Linked DNA regions of Mus musculus: region 1 is linked to region 2. The links are chromatin contacts, found by Hi-C or POLR2A ChIA-PET in ENCODE. All regions are on one chromosome and are shown on one strand. The core of a region is the stretch at or near the end of the contact, and the rest is flanking DNA. Distances in the headings are between cores, read along the strand shown. Region 1 overlaps Gm35248 (a long non-coding RNA gene). Region 2 holds the start of Klf10 (Kruppel-like factor 10).

Region 1 (6,554 bases), core at 3,752-6,251, 42 kb before region 2:
TGATAACAGCCCTACAAAGGTCCTTTTCTTATGCTATTAAAGAAAAAAACAAAACAGCAAATTAATGATCAGAACAAGCAAGTCACTAGGTTTATTCATTCAACACGTTTTAATGATTAGGACTTGACAAGCCGGGCACACTGCCTGACTCAACATTGGCTCTGTGTCCCCGATGACCCCTAGATTAGGCATCTATAACGGAGTGGACATTCCTAGGAAACAGGCAACTGCAGCTCAGGAGAGCTCCCGGCATTGCCTGGAGGACACTGGGACATCGTGGCCAAGAGTAGGAACTCCGGAGTCTCAGTCTCACAGACTTTTCCATTTGAAAACAGGCTAACAAGAAGAAGCATATTACAAGTGGGTTGGGCAGATCTGAGAGCTGAACCCAGAACACATGTTGCACAAAGACAGACATGCACATGCTCTTGACCCACAGATGAGAACATGGGCCCAAGTGTTTAAACTCAATGTAAAGATAACTTATCTATCAATCTAAAATCATGAAAGAACGGCCTGGAGAGATGGCCTGGCCACTAAGAACAGATGCTCCTCTTGCAGAAGACCTGGGTTCAGTTCCCAGCACCCATGTGGCAGCTCACAACCACCTGTAACTCCAGTTCCAGAAGATCTGATGCCCTCTTTTGGCTTCTAAGGGCACCAGAACACACATACACACATGTAGGCAAACACTCATACACATGATATTGTTAATATGTATATTAAAAATCACTTAGAGAAGCAGGAGTGGGTGGGTTAGTGAGCATGGGGAGGGGGTATGGGTTGGGGGGGGGTTGGAGGGGAAATGAGGAAAAGGGATAGCATTTGAAATGTAAATAAAGAAAATACCTAATGATAAAAAAATTAAAAATCGCTTAAAACCATGAAATGAGAAAAGACAAGAAAAATTAAAAGAGAAGCTATATAACACTTTGAAAATGTTTGACTTCTGCAGTCGGCATGATAGTCCATGCCAGTAATTCCACCACTTAGAGGGCTGAGACAGGAGGAGGATGAGTTCAAGGCAAACACCAAGTACCATAGTGAGAGTCTTCCTGAAAACAAAATAAGACCAAGTAGACTAAAGCCACATGTCTTAGTCAGGGTTTCTATTCCTGCACAAACATCATGACCAAGATGCAAGTTGGGGAGGAAAGGGTTTATTCGGCTTACACTTCCATACTGCTGTTCATCACCAAAGGAAGTCAGGACTGGATCTCAAGCAGGTCAGGAAGCAGGAGCTGATGCAGAGGCCATGGAGGGATGTTCATTACTGGCTTGCTTCCCCTGGCTTGCTCAGCCTGCTCTCCTATAGAACCCAAGACTACCAGCCCAGAGCTGGTCCCACCCACAGGGGGCCTTTCCCCCTTGATCACTAATTGAGAAAATGCCTTACAGCTGGATCTCATGGAGGCATTTCCCCAACTGAAGCTCCTTTCTCTGTGATAACTCCAGCTGTGTCAAGTTGACACAAAACTAGCCAGTAAATGAACAAACGTTTGATTTCCTAATGGAGCCAGTCTAGAGTCATGGTGGGCTGAAGCCAAGGAAAGCCTGGACAGAACATTTAGACGATGTACCTCTGCTGGCCTTGGTAACCTCAGCGCCCCCCCCCCCTGTCTCAGAAATAGCCACAGCTCTCTCTCTATCCCTGGGAGGCAGGTCTGCTCCATCCATCCCTGGGAGGCAGGTCTGCTCCATCCATCCCTGGGAGGCAGGCTGCTCTATCCCTGGGAGGCAGGCTGCTCTATCCCTGGGAGGTCTGCTCTTGTCATTCATTTCAGTGTTGGCGTGTACTACACATTGGGCAAAACAAACCCAGCTCAGTCACAATGACATAGTGCAAGACTCCAACTGAAGCCAGGTGCGATGGGGCAAAGCTGTAAATTGTAGTATTTGGGTGGCAAAGGTGGGAAGACTTAAAGGTAAGGCCAGCACTAACACCCTGTCACTAAACAAAGAAAGAATCAAATAAACAAATACAGCATACTAGCTCACCAGCCTAGAGAATGTCACTATATAACTGCTCTCTCCTGAGTGGACCAATCATTTCTAGACAGGAGGGAAGAGCTGTCAGATGACACTGAAAAATTAGAAAGCGAAATCAGGTGCTATAAATAGGAAATCACAACTAACAGCATCTTAAGTTTATTTGTCTAGTGTCTAATAAATCTGTTTGTCTGGACAACCCTGATCCAAAATGGCTTATGTCCACATAAGCCCTGACGGCAACTTTAAGCATGGGCAGGTCTGGCTGGTAGATCAGGAAGGAAGCAGCGAGAGACGAAGAGACAGAGAGACAGACATAGAGAAGAGATGGAGCAAGAGACAGAGAGATACAGAGAGCAAGAAAGACAGATACACACACATCAGAGAGACAGAGACATAGACAAAGAAGAGGACCAAGTGAGAGACAGGCAGAAACACACACACACACACACACACACACACAGGAGAGAGAGAGAGAGAGAGAGAGAGAGCCTACCTTTATCCCTTGGCCCCAGCCTATGAGATCTATGGCATGATATTGCATATACTCAGTCAGGGCAGGGGAGAGTGAGTGGGTAGCAGTGGTTCCCCTCCAGCTAATCCTTTCTAGAAACTTCTTCACAGAAACACACAGCAGTGATCTTTACTAGACTCCTGAGTGTTTCTCCATCCAGTTGGGACAATAATCAAAATGACCCACCACAGTTGAGGACTGTGCTGTTTAATAGGACTCAAGAAGTTTTATACGTGAAGCTCATTGGGTTCTCTTCAAATAAGCCAGCAAAATAAAAAAATAAAAATAAAAATAAAACACATTTTTAAAGGGACATACGGGATACTAAATGAGAAGGAATTAAATATCCTTAGACGGGATATTAAATGAGAAGGAATGCCTGGTTCAGTGTAACAACAGTGTCACATTATATTTGTAGTACATTTTTAGTGGTGATAAATCCTGACGTAGTTATGTCATGGCAATATTTAAACTATTCCAGCACAAACGGCAAATAGAATTGTTCAGAGCAGAGAAAGTCTGGATGAGCAACGCTGAGCAAGAACAGAGGGCCGTGGTGGGAGGTAGGTCAGGGGGACTTGCCAGTCTCTCTGCGGTGTCTGTTCAGACTCCGCTCCTCCAAGTAAGTCAGCGGTATTAGCTTCTAAAATCCTAAGAGGCAGCAAGATGGCTCCTCTGGCACTTACCCTCAAACTTGACAACCTGAGTTCAATGCCCAGAACCCACATGGCAGAAGGAGAGGAAAAATCAGGGCAACCTGATCTCAGACCTCCACATGCACACTGTGGCACATGTGTCCCCTCCCCACAAAACAGGTATAAAAACAAACAAACAATACCCCAAATTGATCTGAATAAACTGGGGGTGGGAAGAGGGACTCTCGCTGTCACCCCAATACTAGGAAAGCAGGAACAGGAAGGTTTCCAGGGCTCGCTGGCCAGCTGGGCTGACCCACTGGGCAATCTCAGGGCCACTGGTGGACAGACAGTATCTGAGAACAGTGCCTGGTTGTCCTCCAGGCATCCACAGGCACACACATGCACAGCTCTATGCACATGAACACACATGCATATGTACACAATTACACATACTAGTCTTGGCTGAAATGAAGAATTTTCTGACTTGAGATCAAGTGGAAAACAGGTGAGTGGTGTATGTGGAGTGACTCTAAGAGGATTTGCTGGGGAACCCCAGGGGAGCCCGGAGTACACCCAACCTCTATGGCACCGCCACAGGAGGCAACTGCTATTCACAGGAAAGACTGCCAAGCCTTCCACACGCTGATTGCAAAACCATCAATTTGCCATGCCGCGCTGAAACTGATAAGGTCTCGCTATGTATGGAGCTAATTAAATTATTAGACGCAGAGCTGTGAGATGACCCAGTTTATAAGCAGGGCCTCTCTTCCAAAACTGTATAACTCTGTGAATTCCCCTTGAAGTCATAACTAGTCATCCGGAATTGTTCCCAATCAACTTGTGCTTCTGAAAGAGAATTCCCAATTTGCTCCTAACCCTTCCTGGATGGAAGTTGTTTACTTGATCTCAGCACAAACAGATGGGGGTGGGGTGGCTGGGGAGAGCCCTCTGGGTCTGGAGAACAAAAAAGAACAGTTAAAGGAGCTTTCTCTTGGGCAGAAAGGGCCCAGTTAGTTTATCTTTCTTGAAAGCTCTGGCAAAGCCTGTGGTCCAGACACACTCATCTGCTGTGCTTACCCCCATGATGATGATGGGCCAAACCTCTAAACTGTAAGCCATTCCTGTAATCATGGTGTCTTCACAGCAATAGAACATCAACCAAGACAAGAGGCCTGGGTTCCTCTGGAAATGGTACAACTCGTCCAAATGAAGTTCCTTGTTCTGTCCTCACTGAAGAGGCACAAGGACTTTGTGAAAGGCAAGGTGCCTGAAACTTGGGTTCAAGTGTTCAGCTTAACATTCACCAGCCCTGTGGCCTTGGCATGTCTCTTCACCTCCCCCAGTCCCAGTATCAGTTCTGCAGATGAAGCATAAATATAAGAGGGCCAAGACAATCATACAAAGGAGCCACACAGAACTGAAGGACTACAACCATATAATGCTATTGTTAGAAAAAGATTACTAAGTTCAGTTACATGTGTGTGTGTGTGTGTGTATGTGTGTGTGTGTGTGTGTATGTGTGTGTGTGTGTGTGTGTGTGTGTTAGATGTATATGCACTGTGGTGCGTGTGTGTTGGATCTGTGAGGCAGGGTCCATAAAGTCGCACCATGCAGCAGGTTTCACATGGGAGGTTTATTCAGGGGGAAGGGAGGGGATACACAGGCTGCCTCTGGAAGAGATGAAGGGAAAAGGGCTTTTATCAGGGGCTGTGGGACAAGTGACAGGAGGAATGTGTCACCTCCTGGCAGCTAGTGATGATGTGTCCTGCTGTCACCAGGCCCCTCAGGCTGCTCCCTTTGGTTTCTTATAAAGAGAAGGAACTAGAAGGGGAGAGATGGTGAGGCAGGGATGGGAACATTGGTTCCTTAGGCTACTTCCTGCTGTCTGAGGGTGTCATCATTTCTGGGGTGCAGTTGGTCTTCACTGTCAGGGCACACTTGACAGTTGTTAGCCTCCAGCTCCGTGGCCAGCAGTTGGCAGTCCTGTAAAAGCAACAGATTAATTACTTGGCTGGAAATTTTTCCATTTGTCATTGGAGAAATGCAGAGAAGAAATTGATAATGCAGAGTGTGAATAGCAAAAGCAGAAAGATGAGAGGAAGCGAGGTCAGGAAGGCAGAATCCACTTCCATATGGGGTTGCCAAAGGCCCAGGGGCTGGAGGCACTGAGTTTTTCCTTATGCTTCTGGAGGTCTGTCTGGAGCTGTTGGCTCTTGTTTCTTTTACTATGCCAACTGGTTGACATAGAAGCAGTATCCCTCTTGGAGGAAGAGGCAAAGGCCACCTTTTTCCTCTGTGAGAAGGTCTAGTTCCCATCAGTTTGAAGTACCATCGCTGCCCGGGAATTGATCTATCCTTGGAGAGTGAGTATAGTTTGGGTGACTTGCTACAGATCCTGGATAAACTAGGAAGAAAACTGACCATACAAGGTTAGGGAGGTGGCCAGTCCTACTGTCAGTGGTGACACCCGTGGTCATTCCTGCAACAGCCAGTAGGGGCAAGATTCGAACTGCCCTTTTATCATGCCAGGCGGCTATGGAGTCCAGGACTGGGACAGGTAGGGCCTCTTCTCCATGTGTCACCCCCTACTTGGAGAAGAAAAACACCAGTGAGCAAACTCTTGGCTGACTAGCAGGTAGGCAATGGTAGACCTGGGTACCACAGGGAATTGAAATGTTCTAGACTGTAGGGCTCTGGGACAGAGATGAGGTATTGAAAGTTATTATTTTGTTGCAGTCTCCCTCGGAACATGTCTCAGATGCCTTAAAACAGTTTGCCATGCCAGAGAGGGTGATAGGGAAAAGGTAGTGAGCAACACCAGGGCCACGCCAGGGTTGGGGCAGTTGGTGAACAGTGAGGTGAGGTTACTGGACAGGGTCACTGGAGAAGCTGTAAGTGGCAGTTGTGAACTAGTCCCGGGAGGCACATACAGCCAGCAATCTCCTAAGTGGCCAGGTTACATGACATTAAATTAAGGAGCTAATAGGTTGAGGTCAGAGCCTGCAGCAAGAGACAAAATGACAGGCTTATAGTATAGTAAGAGAGCAAATGTCCAAGAAGTAATCACCTACTTTCCCTATCGCTAGCGGTTGGGCAATCGGAACATATTTTCTCTGGGTATTAATTGTGCTTATTGGGAACCTGGGTTTGTACTGGCTGTAGCGTTTACCATCAACAGCCTTTTCCACCTGGGATTCCTTGGGTCCCAGATAGAGAAGAGGGTCTTGCATTGTAGACAGAGAAGGTAATTTCTCTTTACTATCGGTGAATGGAATTGGCAAGACCAGTATGGGCAGTCCATATCTGTCTGTCCATCCTTTACCGTAACTTTCTGTCTAGTCAAAGAGGGAGCAAACAAAAAGTACCTGAACACAGAAGGAAAGGTGGATATGGGGTGATGTAAGTTTCAGTAG
Region 2 (6,239 bases), core at 303-2,802:
CATCTTCCCCCACTCCCACCCCCACCCAGGGCTTCTCTGGCCCACGTTATTATCATTACATTTGTTGCTGGCTGGCTTTAGGTATACCAGAAGGAACCATCAGATAGATGTTGGTAGAGCTGGAGGCCTCTAAAACAAATTCCCTCCTTTACCTAGTCTGTGGTGACTGAGAAAGGGCACCTGCTTTAGCCCTTTTAGCCCAGCAGGCTGAAAAAGCCCACAGGAGGGCAGTGACTTTTGTCTCATGATCTGCCTGTCCCAGGGAGAAGATAAAAATCTCTAGTTTGCTTTAAGCCCCGTTATCACTCCCTCCGGCTCCAACAGCTGCCGTGAACCCGCACAAACGGGCGAGGGGGCGGGGCAATAGGGCGCCAACGAGGAGCCAAGAGCTCTCAGACTAGGAGGCTACAGCCTCAGCCGGGCTGCTGCACCCACAAGCTGGCTTCCCTAAGAAGCTCAGCTTGCCCTCAATCCCTGGAGCGGTGGAGGGGGCAGGGACAGGAACTCGATGTTTGACCGGGTCAGGAATCCCACCTGCAAGCATGCTTTCCTCACCCCATCCCCTCAAGCGGTTTCTTGGTAGGGCGTCGGCGAAGACTGTGGTCCCGCGGGTGGGGGAAGTGGAGTCCACCTTGGAAATAGCTCGAACATTGTATTTTAAACTTCAACTACATCAAACTCAAACTCGATTCTGCCACCGAGCGTCGGGTCTGGGGCTCCCTGCCACGCCACTAGCTCTTTGGTACCGGCTTCCCTTAGTCCCCACTCCAACCGCCCAGAAGGACGGGAGGGACGCGCAGAGGCGGGCCCTGCTGCTAGTGCCTGTGCTGCAGATGGGAGGACGAGCCAGCGCCTGCCGCCTTGGGCGTGGGCGGTGAGTGCGAGCAGGTGTCTGTTCCGTGACAGGGCTCCCGCCGCCACCATCTCGCCCTGGTTCTCCCCAGTCCTCCGGCTTAGAGTGACAAAACCCGGCAAATGCTCAGAAATGCCGCTCAGTGGTTCATCCATCCCTTGCTTCCACGCAAGACCCACGAGAACCACGCTGCCAAAGAACGTCTGGTGGCTCGGAGCCGCGCTCGCAGCCTCCGCCTCCGCCTCCTGCTCGGGGTCCCGCCCACTCCCTGGCGGGCCCAGACGCTGTGGGCGCGAAGGGGACTGGGCGGAGCGGGCTTCCCTTCCCACCCCCCACGTGGGGCCGGCTCTCCGCAAAGCCTAGTCGCCGCCACCGCGCCTCCCAGCTATGCCCCGCCGCCGGCGCCGCCCCCGGGCATGGGCGGAGGACTGAAGGCTAGGGTTGGGCGAGGGGCGTCACGGAGTCAGGTGGTCCCCGGAGTTCCCCGGGGCTGGACCGAGGGAACACGGTGCCTCGGGTTGTGTACACGCTCCACTGACAGAGCCTCTTGCAGCCGGGCAGCCGCTGATCACGCGTGGCTCTGCCAGCTCATTGGCTGAGGCCTCACACACCTTTGCCGCTGATTGGTCGACACTAGGCCCCGCCCTCTACCCCGCCCGCGGCGCGGGGCAGGCAGAGCGGCTACCTGCACGGGGAGGGGGGCAGACAGCGCGGAGCGCGGTGGCGTCGACGTCTAGTGTCTCAGTGCTCCCGTCTGTGGCTAACTAAGCAGCCAGCAGCCAGGCAGCTCGCGACCTGCGGCCAGGCAGCCAACCATGCTCAACTTCGGCGCTTCTCTCCAGCAAGCTTCGGTAAGTTACCTGAGGATGCTGGTCCTTTCCTGCCGGTCAGTGTAGGGGAGCCAGCCGGAGCGCGAAGCATGAGCCCCTAAATAAGCCACGCCTGAGAACCCAGGCTGCAGCGGGGTCTTGCAAGGGATTTCCTCCCTGCAGGCTGGAATATCATCGAGGGCATGTGCAAAAAAAAAAAAAAAAAAAAAAAAAAAAAAAAAGGGTCGGAAGAAGCCTGGGACCTGGACCAGGGGAGAGCGATCCTGGGTATCCAGGAGACAAGGAGGACTCTCAGGGAGACCCCAGGAGACGAGTGAGCTGGAGGGGCTGTCTCCCTGGAAGCGCGGTTTAGATGGAGGGGGCGCCCTGCACCTGGCTCTGGCGGGAGATGCCCCTGTCTGCACCAGGAATGCGACCCGGGGTGACAAGGACTACTCACGGTCTGCCTAGCCGAGAGGAGGGCGCCTGCTCTTCGGGGGAGGGGGAAACCCTGCCAGGTGGAGACCGCGGGGCTGGGCTAGCCCGGGGCTGGGGGAGGGGATGGCCGGCTTCGCGCGGGGTATGGAAGGCACGCGGACTCTGCGGCCGCCAGGGGAGCCGCGGCGCCCCCGCAGACGTCGGGAGGGGACTCCCCATCCGAGGCGGAGGCAGGTGGCTGCCTATAGATTACTCTTGGCAGGGGGCAGGGTCCTGCCTTGGAGCCCGACAGCTTGGCGGGGGAGTCGGGACCGCGAGACGCGGGGGCCGCGTGTCGAGGCGGGAACCGTGGGGCCGCGCGCCTGGAGCCCGTGCTGTGGGCGCCGCACGTCTGGGAGCCTGCAGAGACTGCTTGCGGGGGCTCAGGCTGCCGGAAACAGCAGTCGGACGAATGCTGCAGATGCGGGTAGGCTGAGGTCCCGCGGGCCGAGTGGGCGGAGTGCCCCAGGCTCCGGCCGCTCCCCGGAGGCGGCGAGCAGGAGGAGGGCGGCGGTCGGGCTTCCGCGGGGACCCGGCCCCACCTCCCGCAGCCGAGGCGGAGGCCAGGGATGGGCGGCGAACGGGTGCACCCGGGGAGCTTCTCGTCCCCGAGTGACCCAGCCCCGGCCTCCGCCAGGGGCGGGAACGAGGCCCGGCCCTGCTGTCGGTTCCTAAGGGAACCGCGGCTCGGAGGAGGTGGAAGGGGCGGGCGACTCGGGAGCCGACACCGCCCAGCCCTCGCGCCGCCCGGCGCGCACTGGCGAGCGGTTGGCGGCGGCGCCCGCGGCCCCTCCCCGGCCGAGCGGGGGCGGGGGCCCGTGCTCAGGAAGTAGGGGAAAGGTGACGGCGCGGCAATTCCCAGTTCACGTTTCCTGCGCCGCCCGGAGCAGTCGCTGATCACGCTTTGTTCACATGCCTCGCCCCCTCCTCCTCGCGCCCCCACCCTGCCCGCCCAGCCAATCCGGACGCGGGCCGCGGGCCGGCCGGCCAATGGCAGGGGCGGGGCGCGGGGACGTGCGCGCGGCGGGCAGTGTTCCCGGTGACTCACCCGCCAGCCTCATTGAGGTTAGGGCGGCCCCATCGGTCGGTCCCCGCCAGCGAGGATCTCCCCCGCCGGCCTCCCGCGCCCCGCCCCGCCCCGCCCCGCCTCGCTTCTGCCTCCACCCGGCTTCCCTTTCCTGCCTCGCACCAGCTCTTCGCTCCCTCCCGGCTTCCCCTCCCGGCTCACATTCTTCACCCCTGGCTGCCTTTTTTCCCACCCCTCTTTCTTTGAGTTGGTGACTATAGGCTTTTTACACTTACAGTCTTCATCCATTGCAGCTTACATAAAGGCGCGAACGATTATGCAATTACATTGTTAGTGATGTTTCAAGAACCGTGTCTTGTTTTCCCACACTCAGCAGGAAGATAGGCATTTTTAGAAAAGCGTTAAGATTATCATTGCCATTTTATTTATGTATTAGGTTTTTGCTTTGTCTTTATGAGTTCAGGCTGGCCCTGAACTAGTTATATAGCCAGAGTTGGCCTGGAGCCTTATATTCCAGGCTCCCCCACTTTATGAGGCTTTTCATAATTTTTGCAACCTCTACTTTAACCAGAAGAATTTGGAAGTTCTTTTTAAGAGGAAAGTAGAGATGGTTGGTGATTCTTTTGAAATTCAGGTCATGGAACTTTTAATGTGAGACATTAGGTCGAAGGTGTTGCACACAGAGCATGATCGGTTATCAAATCATGTTTTAATTAAATTAAAACCAACTTGTACTCGGGGTTTTTTGTTTGTTTGTTTTTGCATATCCCAAGAACATATTTTATGCCTGTCTGGTCCCTTATGGTACAGAAAAGCATTGTGTTTAATAAATCTGATAAAAATCATAGATATTAAGAGATTGAGACTTGACCAAAATAAAATATTTTTTTCCTCTTTGGTTGCTTTGTGTGTTTTGCATTTTGAGATGCAACTTCCAACTTCTTGGCCTCCACATTCCTGAGATTATACATGTATCCCACCATGCCTGGCTGTATTTGTGTGTGTCCACTTATTTTACTCAATCTCCACCGTATGTGATGAAGTTACCAATTTCAGACTTTAGGTAACTAGATACCACTTTAACCTGGAAGTAGTTTAAGTCAAATTACATTTTAAGACATTCGTCTTAATTCCCTTACTGGTAATAAGGTGGCCTTTAACCTTGAAATAAAATAGCAAGCATTGGGCATTCCTGCGGTTTGGATAACCAGATAACTGATTAGCTTCAACTTTTGTTTTTGTAGGAGGGGAAAATGGAACTAATTTCTGAAAAGCCCAGAGAGGGGATGCATCCCTGGGACAAAGCTGAGCAGAGTGACTTTGAAGCGGTGGAAGCGCTCATGTCCATGAGCTGCGACTGGAAGTCTCATTTCAAGAAATACCTTGAAAACAGGCCTGTCACACCAGTGTCTGATACCTCCGAGGATGACAGCTTGCTTCCAGGGACGCCTGACCTTCAGACAGTCCCAGCATTTGTAAGTATTTTCAGTGGGTAGAAGTGACAGCATTTTTTAAGAGTTTACATAATGGACCTCTAATTCCTCTCCTTGCTTGTGTTTGTATTTGTAGTGTTTAACGCCACCTTACAGCCCCTCTGACTTCGAACCCTCCCAAGGGTCAAATCTGACTGCATCAGCGCCATCTACTGGCCACTTCAAATCTTTCTCCGATGCTGCCAAGCCTCCAGGCGCCACTCCTTTCAAAGAGGAGGAAAAGAATCCTTTAGCTGCCCCTCCTCTTCCTAAGGCTCAAGCCACCAGTGTCATCCGTCACACAGCTGATGCCCAACTGTGCAACCACCAGTCCTGCCCCGTGAAAGCAGCTAGCATCCTCAACTATCAGGACAATTCTTTCCGGAGAAGAACCCACGGAAATGTTGAGGCTACTCGAAAGAACATACCCTGTGCTGCAGTGTCACCAAACAGATCCAAGCCTGAGCCCAGCACAGTGTCCGATGGTGATGAGAAGGCGGGCGCTGCACTATATGACTTTGCTGTGCCTTCCTCAGAGACAGTAATTTGTAGGTCTCAGCCAGCTCCTTCGTCCCCAGTGCAGAAGTCAGTACTGGTGTCTTCACCTACAGTATCCACTGGGGGAGTGCCACCCCTGCCTGTCATCTGCCAGATGGTTCCCCTTCCTGCCAACAACTCTCTTGTTAGCACAGTTGTCCCCAGCACTCCTCCTAGCCAGCCACCAGCTGTCTGCTCACCTGTGTTGTTCATGGGCACTCAGGTGCCTGAGGGCACCGTCGTGTTTGTGGTACCCCAGCCCGTTGTGCAGAGCCCAAGGCCTCCAGTGGTGAGCCCCAGTGGCACCAGACTGTCTCCCATTGCCCCTGCTCCTGGATTCTCTCCTTCAGCAGCAAGGGTCACTCCTCAGATTGACTCGTCCAGAGTAAGAAGTCACATCTGTAGCCACCCAGGGTGTGGCAAGACTTACTTTAAAAGTTCCCATCTGAAGGCCCACGTGAGGACACACACAGGTACTGACCGAGTGGGCTCTGTCTTTGAAGTGGGTGTGTATGTGGAGTTAGACTGTGGACACAAATGCAAGGGAGGGTGAGGTAGATGACTCATTGTCTTTAAAATTAGTCAGTTTGTCCCTAGGCCTGGTGCCACACCCTTGTAATCCCAGCACTTGGGAATTGGAGGCAGAGGAAGCAGCACATCTGGTAATATATACATGATATATATGTATTTATTACATTATTTATTCAGGCGGGGTTTCTTTGTGCAGCCCTGGCTACCCTGGAACTCAGTCTGTAGACCAGGCTGATCTTGAACTCAGATTTCTTTCTGCCTCTATCTCCAGAGTGCTGGGATTAAAGGTGTGAACCATGGCGCCAAGCTTTGATAATTTATGAACTGACCAGCTTTCAATTTTAAACTCTGTGCGTCAATGTATAGTAACCATCTGGCTTTCTTTGCTTCAGGGGAAAAACCTTTCAGCTGCAGCTGGAAAGGCTGTGAAAGGAGGTTTGCTCGCTCCGATGAACTGTCCAGACACCGGCGGACACACACAGGTGAGAAGAAGTTTGCCTGTCCCATGTGTGACCGTCGGTTTATGAGGAGCG

What was found. A loop is a pair of places that touch in the nucleus more often than their neighbours do. ChIA-PET counts read pairs that join two places held with the same protein, here RNA polymerase II (POLR2A).
Region 1: a map of heart shows a loop between it and region 2 (2.0-fold over the local background). The contact joins the enhancer-like site here to the promoter of Klf10 in region 2. A Hi-C loop is called at or near these places in 3 of 37 maps with a recorded cell type or tissue (gastrocnemius and heart). POLR2A ChIA-PET finds 5 or more read pairs at or near these places in 3 of 5 experiments (Patski and embryonic stem cell).

Annotation. Positions count from the first base shown.
Region 1 is chr15:38,341,345-38,347,898 of GRCm38, reverse strand. It overlaps Gm35248 (a long non-coding RNA gene), which reads right to left. Exons shown (of 3, transcript XR_001781645.2): 3 at 4,760-5,124. Among named protein-coding and RNA genes, the nearest start is that of Gm41306, 21 kb to the left of the region's middle. Within about 2 kb of position 5,001, at least 1 of the 3 ENCODE cell types and tissues checked has a DNase peak (open chromatin) inside an H3K27ac peak, as active enhancers do; it is gastrocnemius, where a contact is called at or near this core.
Region 2 is chr15:38,296,024-38,302,262 of GRCm38, reverse strand. Klf10 (Kruppel-like factor 10) reads left to right here and starts at 1,552. Exons shown (of 4, transcript NM_013692.3): 1 at 1,552-1,704; 2 at 4,411-4,641; 3 at 4,736-5,648; 4 at 6,099-6,239. The coding sequence starts at 1,669. Gm35248 (a long non-coding RNA gene) reads right to left here and starts at 3,516. Exons shown (of 3, transcript XR_001781645.2): 1 at 3,442-3,516.